Regions from separate parts of the Mus musculus genome. Here region 2 is linked to region 1. A link is a contact called in ENCODE Hi-C or POLR2A ChIA-PET data. All regions are on one chromosome and are shown on one strand. The core of a region is the stretch at or near the end of the contact, and the rest is flanking DNA. Distances in the headings are between cores, read along the strand shown. Region 1 has its middle 18 kb from the start of Gm28231. Region 2 holds the start of Snhg5 (small nucleolar RNA host gene 5).

Evidence for each region. Hi-C counts contacts between places; a loop is a spot of excess contacts on that map. ChIA-PET counts read pairs that join two places held with the same protein, here RNA polymerase II (POLR2A).
Region 2: POLR2A ChIA-PET joins it to region 1 with 21 read pairs in embryonic stem cell. The contact joins the promoter of Snhg5 here to the enhancer-like site in region 1. A Hi-C loop is called at or near these places in 5 of 37 maps with a recorded cell type or tissue (CH12F3, T-helper 1 cell, heart and 2 more). POLR2A ChIA-PET finds 5 or more read pairs at or near these places in 4 of 5 experiments (Patski and embryonic stem cell).

Annotation. Positions count from the first base shown.
Region 1 is chr9:88,238,355-88,244,892 of GRCm38, forward strand. No RefSeq gene overlaps it. Among named protein-coding and RNA genes, the nearest start is that of Gm28231, 18 kb to the right of the region's middle. Within about 2 kb of position 3,362, at least 1 of the 3 ENCODE cell types and tissues checked has a DNase peak (open chromatin) inside an H3K27ac peak, as active enhancers do; it is heart, where a contact is called at or near this core.
Region 2 is chr9:88,520,114-88,526,651 of GRCm38, forward strand. It overlaps Snhg5 (small nucleolar RNA host gene 5), which reads right to left and starts at 2,784. Exons shown (of 5, transcript NR_040721.1): 1 at 2,371-2,784; 2 at 2,194-2,268; 3 at 1,805-1,862; 4 at 1,537-1,603; 5 at 939-1,335. It overlaps LOC115487267 (a small nucleolar RNA gene), which reads right to left and starts at 1,755; the gene lies at 1,684-1,755. It overlaps LOC115487269 (a small nucleolar RNA gene), which reads right to left and starts at 1,487; the gene lies at 1,416-1,487. It also overlaps the pseudogene Gm22985.

The sequences.
Region 1 (6,538 bases), core at 2,112-4,611:
CCAAAGTAGCACTGAGTCAGCACAAATTCTTAAGTACTGTTTACCGTCTAATTAGTATTCATAAAAACAAACCCAGAGAGATCAACAGTAAAAACAACAAATGTGAACGAGTGCTCCTCTGTGAACAATGTTTGCAGTTACTCTCCAAACATCCACACATGTCACCCTTCTTCACGAAGGGAACACCATCTGTCCCTGCCTGTCTACACAGCTGTGCATGCCAAGGATAAACAACAGCTACTGTTGACTTCGTTGGCTCAGAGGGAATGAGAGAGCAAAGTGTAAAAGAATATTTTTCACCTGTCCTTAAAATGGATTTATGTTGTTTGATTTGATTCTGTGACTTAAACATACAGTTCAGGCTTTTTTTTTTTTTTTTTAAAAGCAGTGGCTCGGGCACTGAGGTCAACAATTAATAGATGAGACTTCATGAAACTGAAAGGCTTCTTTAAGTCAAAGAACAATGTTAATAAGACAAAATGACAGCCTACAGATTGGGGAAAGATCTTCACTAACCCTACATCTGACAGAGGGTTAATATCCAAAATATATAAAGAACTCAAGAAGTTAAACTGCAACAAACCAAATAACTCAACTTAAAATGGGGTACAGTGCTAAACAGAGAATTCTCAGCAGAAGAACCTCGAATGGCCAAGAAACACTTTAAGAATGTTCAAAGTCCTTAGTCACCAGGGAAATGCAAATCAAAATAACTCTGAGATTCCATCTTACACTGGTCAGAATAGCTAAGATCAAAATCTCAAGGGACAGCTCATGCTGGCCCAGATGTGGACCAAGAGGAACATTCGTCCATTGCTGATGAGAGTACAAACTTGTACCACCACTCTGGAAATCAATTTGGCAGTTTCTTAGAAAATTGGGACTAGTTCTACCTCATGACCCAGCTATACCACTCCTGGGCATAGACCCAAAAGATGCTCCATCATTCCACAAAGACACTTGCTCACCTATGTTCATAGCAGCTTTATTCATAATAGCCAGAAACTGGAAAGAAGCCAGATGTCCTTCAACTAAAGAATAGATAAAGAAAAGGTGGTTCATTTACACAACTGAATACTACTCAGCCATTAAAAAATGAGGACATCGTGAATTTAGCAGGCAAATGGATGGAACTAGAAAATATCATCCTGAGTGAGGTAACCCAGACCCAAAAGGACATGCATGGTATGTACTCACTTATAAGTGGATATTAGCCATAAAGTACAGGATAACTATGCTATAATCAACAGACCCAAAGAAGCCAAATAACAAGGACAGCACAAAGGAGGATGGCCAAGTCTTTCTCAAAAGGGGAAAGAACTAAGTATCAGAGGTTGGTGGAACTGGGTGGGGAAGGGGATGGAGAGGGGAGCAGGATAAGAGGCAGAGATATAAGGAGATCAGGGAAGAGAGAAGGGAAATTGGGGGAGATGGATTCTAGGACATGCCAGAGACCTGAGATGGGTGGAGGCCCTAGGGGATATATGGAGGTGACTCTAACTGAAACTACTAGCAGTGGAGGATATGGATCCAGAAGTGGCCACTTCCTCTAGCCAGGCAGGACTACCAATAGGGGTGTAAAGACAGCAACCTAACCACAAAAACTTTGACCCAAAACGTGATGGCCCCAAATTGAGACCCATTCCATGGGCAAGAACCAATCCCTGACACGATTAATGATACTGCAAGTTATGCTTGCAGACAGGAGCCTAGCATAACGGACCTCTGAGAGGCTCCACAGAGCAGCCAATGGAAACAAATGCAGAGACTCACACCCAAACATTAGATGGAGCTCAGGGAGTCCTGTGGAAGAGTTCAAGAAGGACCAAGAGACTGGAAGAGGACAGGAACCCCACAGGAAGACCAACACAGTCACTAACCTGTATCCTTGGAAGTTTCCAGAGTCTGAATCACCAACCAATGAGCAGGCACAGGCTGGACCGAGGACCTCTGCAGATATGTAGCAGATGAGCAGCTTGGTCTTCATGTGGGTCCCCCAACAACTGGAGTAAGGGCTGTCTGTTGCCTGCCTGTCTGTGGATCCCATTTCCCTAAATGGACTGCTTTGCCTGGCTTCAGTGGGAGAGGATGCCCCTAGTCCCACAGGACTTGATTGCTGGAGTGGGGGAAGGGGGGTCGTGTATCTATCGTGGGAAGCTAACACCAAGAAGGAGGCTCCACCTTGCAAAGGAGAAAGAGGGTGGAATCCGGGAGGAGGATCTGCATGAGAGGGAGGAGGGGGAGCTGATATTGGGATGTAAAGTGAATGAATATACAAATTAATAAATTTAAATTTTGAAAAGGAAAGAAAAAGAAAGCCATGCAGTTGGCTAATCGCTAAAGAAGAGTCTTTCTGCTCCTCTCCTCAGTACAGTGACTGTCCCAGTCTCACTCTGGGCTCCCAGTATCAGACTCTGCCCTCCACTAAGGAGAGCTAGCTCTCAGTATATCCTCCTGAAGGGGTCACTCCTCCACCCCCACAGTCCCTGACACTAAGCCCAGGTTTTCTTTGTCTCGCTCTCCCAGATGAGGCAGCTAGGGTCATTTGCACAGCACCTACTCCAGCCAATCAACATTCCAACAAGAGGAGAGCTGTGCTCTTAGCTAAGAACGGCTAAGAATAGACCTTAGCTAAGGTACTGCTCGAAATTGATGGCTGCTGGGTAAAGAGGGAAATTTTTCTTCAAGGGTGTGGGCTGTGGTGGATGGCCCCACACTCATGCATGTGTACAACAGCACTCACTGAGTCGAAGGAGAAGGGGGAAAGAGAAGAAAGAAGGAGAACAAGGAGGAGGAGAAAGAGGAGGAGAAGCTGGTGAACTGGATAATGTCACTTGCCACAAAAACCTAGAGATTTGCATGCAATCCCCAGCCCCATTGAAATGTGAAGGAGCGAATTAACTCCATAAAGTTGTCTTATGTTTTCCACAGGGGCCGGAGGGACGGGAGGGGGGGTTGTAAGGAGGGGAGACAGGGGTACTGGGCAAGGCTGGGGGTGGAGGGGGGCACTGTGGGTCTGGGTCCACACTCTCATCACATACACTAGCGATAAATATCTCTAAAGAAGAAGATGTGAAGGTGAAAGGGTGTGTTGGGGGTCAGGGAGAGTCGGAGGCAGGGATCTGAGGTGGATATGATCACGATACTGAATACATTTATGAACTCGTCAAAAAATTAAATTTAAAATCTTCTAAAATATCAGGGCCAGCAAGATAGCTCAGCAGGTAAAGACATAGCCACTAAGTCTGACAACCTGAGAACAAGCCCGACGACCTACAATACAGGAGACAAACAACTTCCTAAAGTTGTCCTCGGAAATCCACACATGCGCTGTAGCACTCCCATGTGCCAATGCGTGCACCGGACAGAGGAAGGTCTGCCCTGGGCTAAATTCAGCTCACCGTGCAAATACACCAAGAAACCAGCAGAGGGGGATAATGTCTAGTAAAAAGAGTAAGAGTTACCTGTCGACTGCTTCGTATTGAGGCACCACTGGGGTAACCTTCCTAAGCTAGAAGGAAAACTCAGAGAACACAAGCCTGGACACGTGTTTCCTGATTTTGTGGCGGGAGATTTCAAGGCTGCTTAATGTCTGCCCTCTGGACTGGACTATGGCAGTCTCTTAGCAGTCCTGCTGTATTCATGAATCTTTGGGATAGTTTTAAGCCCTCATCTTGGGCACTTCAGTTGTGATCAAAATATTACTAAGGCTTGAGAAAAGCAAGCGAAAAACAGTTTACAACTGATAAAATTATTTTTAATAAATTATTTATCAGTTTGATCACATGGTTGCCAGTTCATTCATATGTGTGTGTGTGAATATAGTATATATTCATACATAAATACATACATACATACATATATGTGTGTGTGTGTGTATATATATGTATATATATAAAATGTAACTTGTACTCAAACATTTAAGCTACAAAAACCAGTCATTTCCAAAAGTGACAGAAGAAAATGAACTTTTATCCAATTTTTAAAAATTTTTTTTAAAAAGAGGAAGACAGGAAATAGACAGGAATACCTTGTCTAGTTGTCCCTCTCCTTTTCCTCACCAGACCTGCTCATCAAAGGAGAATGGAAGAGGCTGTCACTCCCTTCCTCACCAACACATCCTGCCCTGTTGAGATTTGGTTTCCTCTCAGAATTACGCCTGTCAAATGAAACTAATCATGTGAATATGTGCCATCATGAGCTACTGATGAAGCACACCCTAAGCTAAGGAGCAAATCAATCGATTAATTGTGACTTCAAAGATGAAAAGTGACTGTCGAATAGTGGAGTTGGGCAAAATGTGCCAAAGAGATCACCCTCGGGCACACACCCAAACTAGCCCTGGGAATGTTCAAAGAACGGTAAATTCTTTCACAGTCTCGAAAGTGTCTCAAGTACTGTTGGCGAAGACTGAGTCATTGCTCTCTGAACACAAAGTAAGTTCCTAGGAGCCTCTGCTCCTGGTGCTGCCATTAACAGGCCAACCAGAGCCTTCCGGTTGGAAGTGTTGGTTGCTGCAGTGTGGAAACACCTTATTTAATCTATAGCAATGATCCATAGACATCAAGCTCATCCGATGCCATCAAGGTCGTGCCTGAAGCTGGATGAATACACATTTTCTTGGTAAGACACATCATGAGTTTCTTCTAAGTCAAGCACTATACAGTATTTCAGAACGGTGCTTAGAGAGCATTTTGAACAGCAAAATCACCCTTTGAAAGCAGAAACTAAGCAGACCAGAGAGGGCCCTTCATTTATAGCAGGGGACTGAAAGGAGATGGAGTGTTTGTTTGGCCTCTGCTAGCAGCCTGTGTTGGGGGTAACTCAAGCTTTATCACTTAGTTTAAGCACATATTCATGGATAATTTTCAAAGTGCTGTGCATATTGACCTGTTAGGAACTGTAGGAATGAGCATTTTTGTACCAAAATTAAAGTTTGGGGTTATTGAGAACATTTCTGTTAATGTTTGCTCACCAAAATTGACTACCATCCCCTCAATAGGGCTACATTTCCATAACAAAAGGAGACAAGCCTGAATTACAACTAGTCATTAGGTCCTTTCCCACATTAAAGTATATGCCTCTAAGGGACACTTCCTGGGGCAGCGCTGGGTCACAGCCACCACGAAGTCATGGCCTGCCATTTCGTCCCCTGAGCTCTTATCAGGAAAAACAATTGTGCCCGGTGGTCGAGATGACTGTGGGTATCCACTATTTGAAAAGAACAACACTGGTGTACTTAAGAAATAATTCTGATGGTGACACCTTTGCTGTGCACGTCTCCCCTTTGCTGACGTGACTAAACTTGCACCCTCCTGTCTCTTTTTAAACTCTTCAGAGTGTAACAGCGCCTGAAAGAGATTTAAGGATGGCAGTGTATGCGGAATGCATAAGACTCAGTCTACATAAGTTTGTAAAATCTTCTGATTAAGGTAGGCTCCTCTTTGGGTATTAAGCAGAGCCTTTTATGAGATATAGTAAAGATATTTTTCTGTACTAATCTCTTAAGGGTGCAGAGTGATTTCTCACTGTGATATTAACTCTAGAACAAGCAAGGTACTGGTAGTTATCTAGGATTTTGCAGAGCTTGTTCCTTGGCATGGAAAAAGAATTCAGCTTCCAGGAAAGAGAAAAACTAAGCCACAGCAAAAATAACAACTTTATCACTTAGAGATGGGAGACCTAAGGCTGGAAGTGCACTAAGAGGATGCTGGCTTGGGTATACCCCTTTCTCCCATTGGTGCAGTTTAGTAACTACCAGAACCACCCCTCTATCCCTCCATCCCATTCCTTTCAGCCGATGTAGTCTCCGAAGATAAGGGGAACAGAGATGAAGAGAGGGGAGCCCTGTGAGAACCTACGGTGAATGACCACCCCTCACCAGGAGCAGCTTCAGGGAGTCAGATCAACTTTACTTGGGGCAATTCAAGGCTTACATAATTTAGGGAACTGGGGGTAGGAACATCCAGGATGGGCAAAGGGTTTTGGCTAAAGGCTTAGGTACCAAAATGCCTTATTAGCATGGGGAAGCATTGCAAGAACCTCAGATATTAGCTGAACAGGTTCTTATCAGAAGAAACGTTAATCCTATAGTCTAAGGCTACAGGACCTTCTGCAGGTAGAAGGTTTCGAATTCTCAAGACAAGATCAAAGCAGAAGAAGCCTTGCTTATGAAGGGAGTCTTCCATAATGGAAGCCAAATCCCTGGCTTTAATTAGCAGAGTTTTCCAACACCTCGCCCCAACCCCACCCCTGTGCCTTCTTGCCATTCTTCTCAGTCTCCAGGAAACAAGAAGCCACCAGCCCAGGGAGCTCATGTTTGCTTTCCTTGGCTACCTAGGTCCCTGAAACACTCCTTCAATTATATCTACCTATTTCAATAGCTGTTGGCTTCGTGTGTGTGTGTGTGCGTGTGTGTGTGTGTGTGTGTGTGTGTGTTTATATATGAGCTTTTGAAAAGGAAAACATTGAACAATGCCAAAAGACTGAACCAATCTATTTAACAGGAAAAACAAAACAAAACAATACAGAACAAAAC
Region 2 (6,538 bases), core at 1,534-4,033, 280 kb after region 1:
TTTGAGTTAGTAAATTTAATGGAAATGAATTTTATTTTCCACTAAAACGATGTCATTTGGTCTTGTTTCTTGTTCAGGTACAAATCACCCAGTCATGATGGGGGATGGGATGGCTCAGTGGTTAAATGTGTTTACCACTTCAGGGCCCAAGAAAACTCACTTGCGTTTCCCCATTTCTATTAGGTTGCTTTCCATTTTTGTCACTCTATACCTGTCCTCCAAAAGAGAATGGACAGTTCATCTCTGGGCTCCTTGGCAGACCAGTAATATCTAGAGCATACACAATAATTTGGACTATAACAACCAACTCACTTTTCAAAGGTAGCAAGGTTCTTTCACCAATGGCACCAGGAAGACATAACATGTACAGGGGGAAAGAAACCAGAGTCCCTCTGCTAAGTGTGAAGACTAGATCTCCTTTATCTCTAAACTGGGGACTGCCATCTCTGCAGTTGAGTGCTAGGACAATTTTGAGATACTGTATCAAAACAGAAGCCCATAAGCAAAGGAGAATGGAAGGGTGCAGCAGTTAATGTAGAAGCCCATTTAGTATTAGTACTTGGTAAGCAGAGGCAGGTGGAATAAAGACAAACCAAGCATAGAACATAGAAACTGTCTCAAAATTAAGAAATGTCCCAGCACTGGGGAGGCAGGTGGATTTCTGAGTTCAAGGCCAGCATGGTCTAGAGTTCCAGGACAGCCAGGGCTAGGAAACCCTGTCTAGAACCCCCCCCCCCAATTAAGAAATGGGTAGGGAGGGAATTTTTTGACAAGTTCTCAGGGAAACCTGATAATGTGTATGATCATGCTAGCTAGTTTGGGAGCTGACAGTGCGCTTTGCACAGTAACTTTGCAAACCCAATTCCCACAGAAGTGGAATGAACCATGTACCAGGGCACTCTGGTTAATCTTCTGACACAAAAAGAATTGAATAAATATTTGCAATTGAATGTTTTTTATTTCAATACTCCCCATTTTATTTCAATCACTGCCAGAATAAGGAAATAGCTCATAATGATGAACTGCAGCTTTATAGTCAGGATTGCATTCAGTCTGTACAGCTGTGTCTGTCAATCAGCTCACCTATGACCTTCACAGAAGAGAACACTGTCGAATGGATTGTCAAAACAATCCATTTACATACAGCCCACAAAAAAAAAAAAGTACAGGAATCAACTCTGCAGGCCACACCAGATGCTGTCCTGATAGGGACAGCTAGAGACATGTAGATAGACCCCATCTCAAACATCCCAGTACTAAGACTGCATTTTTTTGTCTATGCTTTTTCTGGATGGTCACATCTAGTTTTCATTCGCACGTCTTGTGTCACTGGCTCTAAAATATAAAAATAAGAACACAGGCATTATGTTACTGCCAACATTAAAGAAGAACACAATAGTCCTTTGCAATGGTCCATCTCAGAAGCCAGATCCGTAAGTATGGTTTTTCAACAGGAATTCAGGTTCGGGATAGGATCATCATAGACTAGACCAACGACAGTAAGCTCAGCAGAAAACAAAACAGAGCACCACTCACATGCACTCCTGCTGCAGGATCTTCACAGGCGGACTGGCATCTCTCGCAAGTTCTTGTGTCACTGGCCCTAAAATATAAAAACAAAAACACAGGCATTACGTCATTGCCAACATTAAAGAAGAACACAATAGTCCTTTGCAATGGTCCATCTCAGAAGCCAGATCCGTAATTATGGTTTTTCAACAGGAATTCAGGTTCGGGATAGGATCATCATAGACTAGACCAACGACAGTAAGCTCAGCAGAAAACAAAACAGAGCACCACTCACATGCACTTCTGCTGTAGGATCTTCACACGCAGGCTGGCATCTCACTGGTCAGCATTCACTACAGAAAGAGGTACCATGACATGCTATGAGTAAGAACTGCATTAACAAGACTACCACTTAAACACAATGGTCTTCTCTCAGAAGCTGCATTTATCTTCAGGTCATCATCTTCGGGATGTATTTCATCACTGTTCTGACCCGGTATGTCTCACAACTGTTTGTACAATCAATTTGTACACCATGCATTCACAACAGTCACTCCAAATTGCAAAGGCCAGAGTAGTTTGGCCAGGACTACTTCACAATACATTTCCAGGAACCCGGATTCTTACTTCACAACGGTATGTTTGCATGCTTACAAGGGAAAAAATCTAGGCTTCAATACACACCCTTTAAAACGGTCATGTTTTAAGCATGTTTCTTTCATTTATCAATTCTCTCAGATGCTTTGGGCTCCCCTCCATCTAATATAATGAAAAATCAAAAAACAAAATTTAAGCATCACACATCACTTCCTATTGCACTATAACAATATTCTTAAAATATAGAAGCTGCATCGCCTTTACCTTGGTTTCTTCTTGTAGCTGCTTTGAAGACGCGAAGAACAATGGCGCCATTGTCCTTGTGAACGTGCATATAATAGGATGTCTCTTTCGGTGACTCTAGTACCTTCGGAACAGCACAAAAGGCTGCAAACCCTGCTGTAAAAACCTACCCACGCGGGGACTCAGGAACTAGAACGCATGCGGCCTTCAGTCAGGCCGCTTAGTACGAATCTCACTGGGGCCCAGACTCCAATCCCGAAATATCATTAGCTGCTGCGCACTTCTCCGAGGAAGTTTACACCAGTACCCTAAGTTCAAGTCTCAGAAGCCTCCAAATCCTCGTTGCACCCCTATATTTCACTTGGTCATCCGACTGTAACTCACTCACCGACAAGACAAAGAATATCTTAGGCTCCGTCGTAAAAGAACGAGCCCGGTTCACCGCAGCTCCTTTTATAGTCTCCTTTGTGCGAGATCGAGGCTGCCCCTCCCTCTGTCACTGATTGGACGCGAGAGTACGTGGGGGCGTGGCTTTTCATGAAGCAACGCGTGGGAGCGCGCGCCTTGGACCTCTTTTTTTTTTTACAGGCCATTCCGGGGCGTGGTGCGCGCCGCCCGCCCGCCGCCGCGTGCATCTCCGTTGCTGCGCGCGCTCCCGCTGGCTCGCCGCCACCGGTCTCTTCCGAGTCTGGCGGGGTGGCTCAGCTCGACGTGGCGTGGGAGTGGCGCCAGAATTCAAACGAACTGCCGCAGTTGGAGGCGAGGTCACCGCCTGCTTCGAGCCTAGTCGACACGGACGGTCGGCGGCAGGGAGTGGCCTTGACTTCGCCGCGCAGGCAGCTTTGAGCGCCGCTGGTGGAGAAGCTTGGTTGCTACGGTGGCCAGCGCTGCGCTTGTGTATTCAGCGGGGCAGCCGAAGGGACCTGGGAGGACAGAATTACGCGGGTGAAAACCGAAAAGCTCTCCGTTTATCCTTCCTGCATTCTGGGGGTGCCGCTGGTCTGCAGACAGCCATGCTGTCCAGTGCAGGCTTATCCAACGCCTGCTTGGGCGCTCAACCAGGTCCAACACCAGATTCCCCCGCCCCCCCAAGTCTCCCACTCCGGGAAACAGACACTAGTGACAGTTATACTGTCAGAATGCTGAGAAGTTAAACATTCCGTTTCACAGAGGAGAAAGCAAGTCAAAAGCCGCCAGTTGGCCTAAGGTCACATAGCTATCCTTTGCTATTTTTTAAGTTTCTCCCTTCTAAATTATCTGCAGAAAAAAACTTAAGACTTCAAAGGTCAAATATATAATTCAAAGTAATTTAAATGTATGGATACACACATTTGGATATTTTAGCACTTGGAAGCTCGGGTCTTTATTTTGTAGCATTTTTTACTAATTATGTGTGCATTTGCTGTCAGTTTACATTAACAGTTATCCTCTGATCACCATACTTATAGACTGTGGCATGCATGCCCTCACACACATCATGCACACATGTGATAGTAATGGTAATAAGTGAATAAAAGCCGTTTGGGTAAGAACATCACATAAGGTTTGCCATAGAAAGAAGGTAGGGAATAGAATCACATGGTAAAAGCTTGTCACAGCATCTGGTTAAGGACTGTGCCTCTGGGCTACATTTCAAGCCTGTGGTCTTAATTTGGTTCTTTTTAAATCTATGTGCCCAGGTACACACATGCATGCAGAGGCTGAAGGGCAGCCTTAGGTGTTATCCTCGCAAGCACCATTTATTCCCTTTTGAGATAGGGCCTCTTACTGATCTGGAGCTCAGGAATCAGGCTAGACTGGCTGAGCACAAGTCTAGGAGATCCTTCTGTTTCTGCCTTCCAGCTCAGAAATTATAAGCATGGGCCACAACTAACATTTTTATGTGGTTCTGGGACTCAAACAATTATAAGTCCCTAGGCCTGCAAATCTAATGCTTTATCTATTAGAACCATCTCCACAGCTACAGTATTAGGTTTTTAAAGTTTTTAGATGAATGTTATCTTCAAAATGATTTTAATATGTATTTTTATTCTTTTTTTTTAAAGGCTCACCTTATTTTATCTATATGAATGCACTGTCGCTGTCTTCAGACACACCAGAAGGGGGCATCGGATCCCATTCCAGATGGTTGTGAGCCACCATGTGGTTGCTGGGAATTGAACTCAGCACAAGCAGTCAGTACTCTTAACCACTGAGCCATCTCTCCAGCCCCTTAGTTTGCTTTCTGTTGCTATGATAAACATAATGACCAAAATCAACTTGGGGAGGGAAAGGTTTATTTCAACTTAAAACTTCTCTAGTCCACCATGAAGGGAAGTTAGGACAGGAACTCGTGCAGAGATCATAGATGAATAGCTGCAGCTTAGTTGTGTGTGTGTGTTTGTGTAACCCAGGTCAATACTGCCTAAGGACCACAGGCAACACAGAGCTCCCACATTAATCGGTAACCAAGAAAGCCAGCCAGACTTGTCTACAGACCAATCTGAAGGAAGCATTTTCTCACCCGAGGTCCCTTTTCCCAGATGACTTTAGCTTGTGTCAAGCTGATAAACAAAACCCAATTAGGGTTAGTTAGACAACTTCTGCAAACCTGCCAAGCCCCGGGGTCTGTCTAGAAGGCTTGGCTGGAAGAAAGGTTGGCTGTGGGGTTTCCCTGGGGTTGGGGGGGGATAAACATCCCTTAGGGGGCTCACTGACTGGTGTCCAGAAGAGAGTGTGTGAAGCCTGACAGCATCTCTTTGCTTCCCAAGACACTTCCCTGCTTGCCATCCTCTGTCAAACAGCCACGCCTCGATGTACGAGCAGGTGTGGCTGATGAAATGGCTCTTCCTCAGTAGCCTAATGGTTCCTCGCTGCCCCTTAAAGCCTATGGTGGTGAGAGAGAGCGTTGATGTTCTGGTGACTCCTCTAGTTCTGTTAGCACGCTTCACCCAGGGTGGGTTAACGTCTGGTGGGTAGGCCAGGTACCTGCAAGACTGTCATATGGAGTGTCAACCAAGGAGGACACTCTGGCTTTGGCCCCAGCTTCTGGGACATGGGTGCTGAACATGGAGGTTCTATAGTCCATCAAATGCCAGAGCCTCGGGGTTTTCACACTTCCAGCCGGTCTGTGAGTGACAGCGGGTGTGTTTTGCCTACCAGGCCTGGTCTCCACAGCTCCTTCCTTGCATAGAGCTTTGCAGGCATGGTGTTATTTAATCCTCTCCATAGCCCTGTGAAGTTGCTCAGGACAAACCATTTATGGGGTCAAATATATGAGGCTTCAAAAATTGAAATTACACACAAAAATGACTCCTATTCAACTGGCCATCTTGGCTTAAGAGGCCTCTCTGGGTCATGCCTCTTTCCCACCAGGTCTAGACTTCTGACAGGGGCCCCAAGTGTATCCAAGGATGTAATCTGCATCTCAGGCCATGAAAGCCCAGTATCCTGCATTGACCTTGTCAGGTCACAGGGCCCTGGCAACGTGAGCTGGCCACAGGCATCCTATTGTTGAGGTTTAGTCCATTGCTATGTATTGTAATGCCGAATTCTCTATCTGAAGGTCTAGGCTTAGGCGTGACTTCTCATGTTTACAAGTTTTCGTTGTGCAAACTTTGTTTCTTGATTGAAAGCTGGAGGGGTTAGAGATAGGTGAATTTGGAGTAACTTGGTTGGATTGGGGGGGGGGAGACAAGGGATAAAGAGGAAGAACAAGGGAGAAAGAGGAGAAAGCCTCATGAGGGGAGGGGAACCATGAGCACGGGACCAGGAGAAACAGTGAGTACCTGGGCTACAGCGCTGGGGAGGTAGCCAGGCCAGCAGTTGGAGGAGTAGATTAAAGGTCACCTCCCCAGTAATTGTCAAAGCCAAATAAAAGAACCATAGTCTGAGTCTCATTTATTTATAATCTAGTTGGGGCTAAGCTTAAATTGTTCATACTCCGCCTATAAACAGCAAGTCCGGCAGTGGCATTTTTCTCAAGATCTTTGAGTCTGATAGATGTCCTGGACCATACTACTTCGCTAATGCTAAGAATTTGTTGTGCTGTTGGGAAGTGATGGCGCACGCCTTTAATCCCAGCACTTGGGAGGCAGAGGCAGGCAGATTTCTGAGTTCAAGGCCAGCCTGGTCTACAGAGTGAGTTCCAGGACAGCCAGAGCTATACAGAGAGACCCTGTCTCAAAAAAAAAAAATTGTAGTGCTGAGG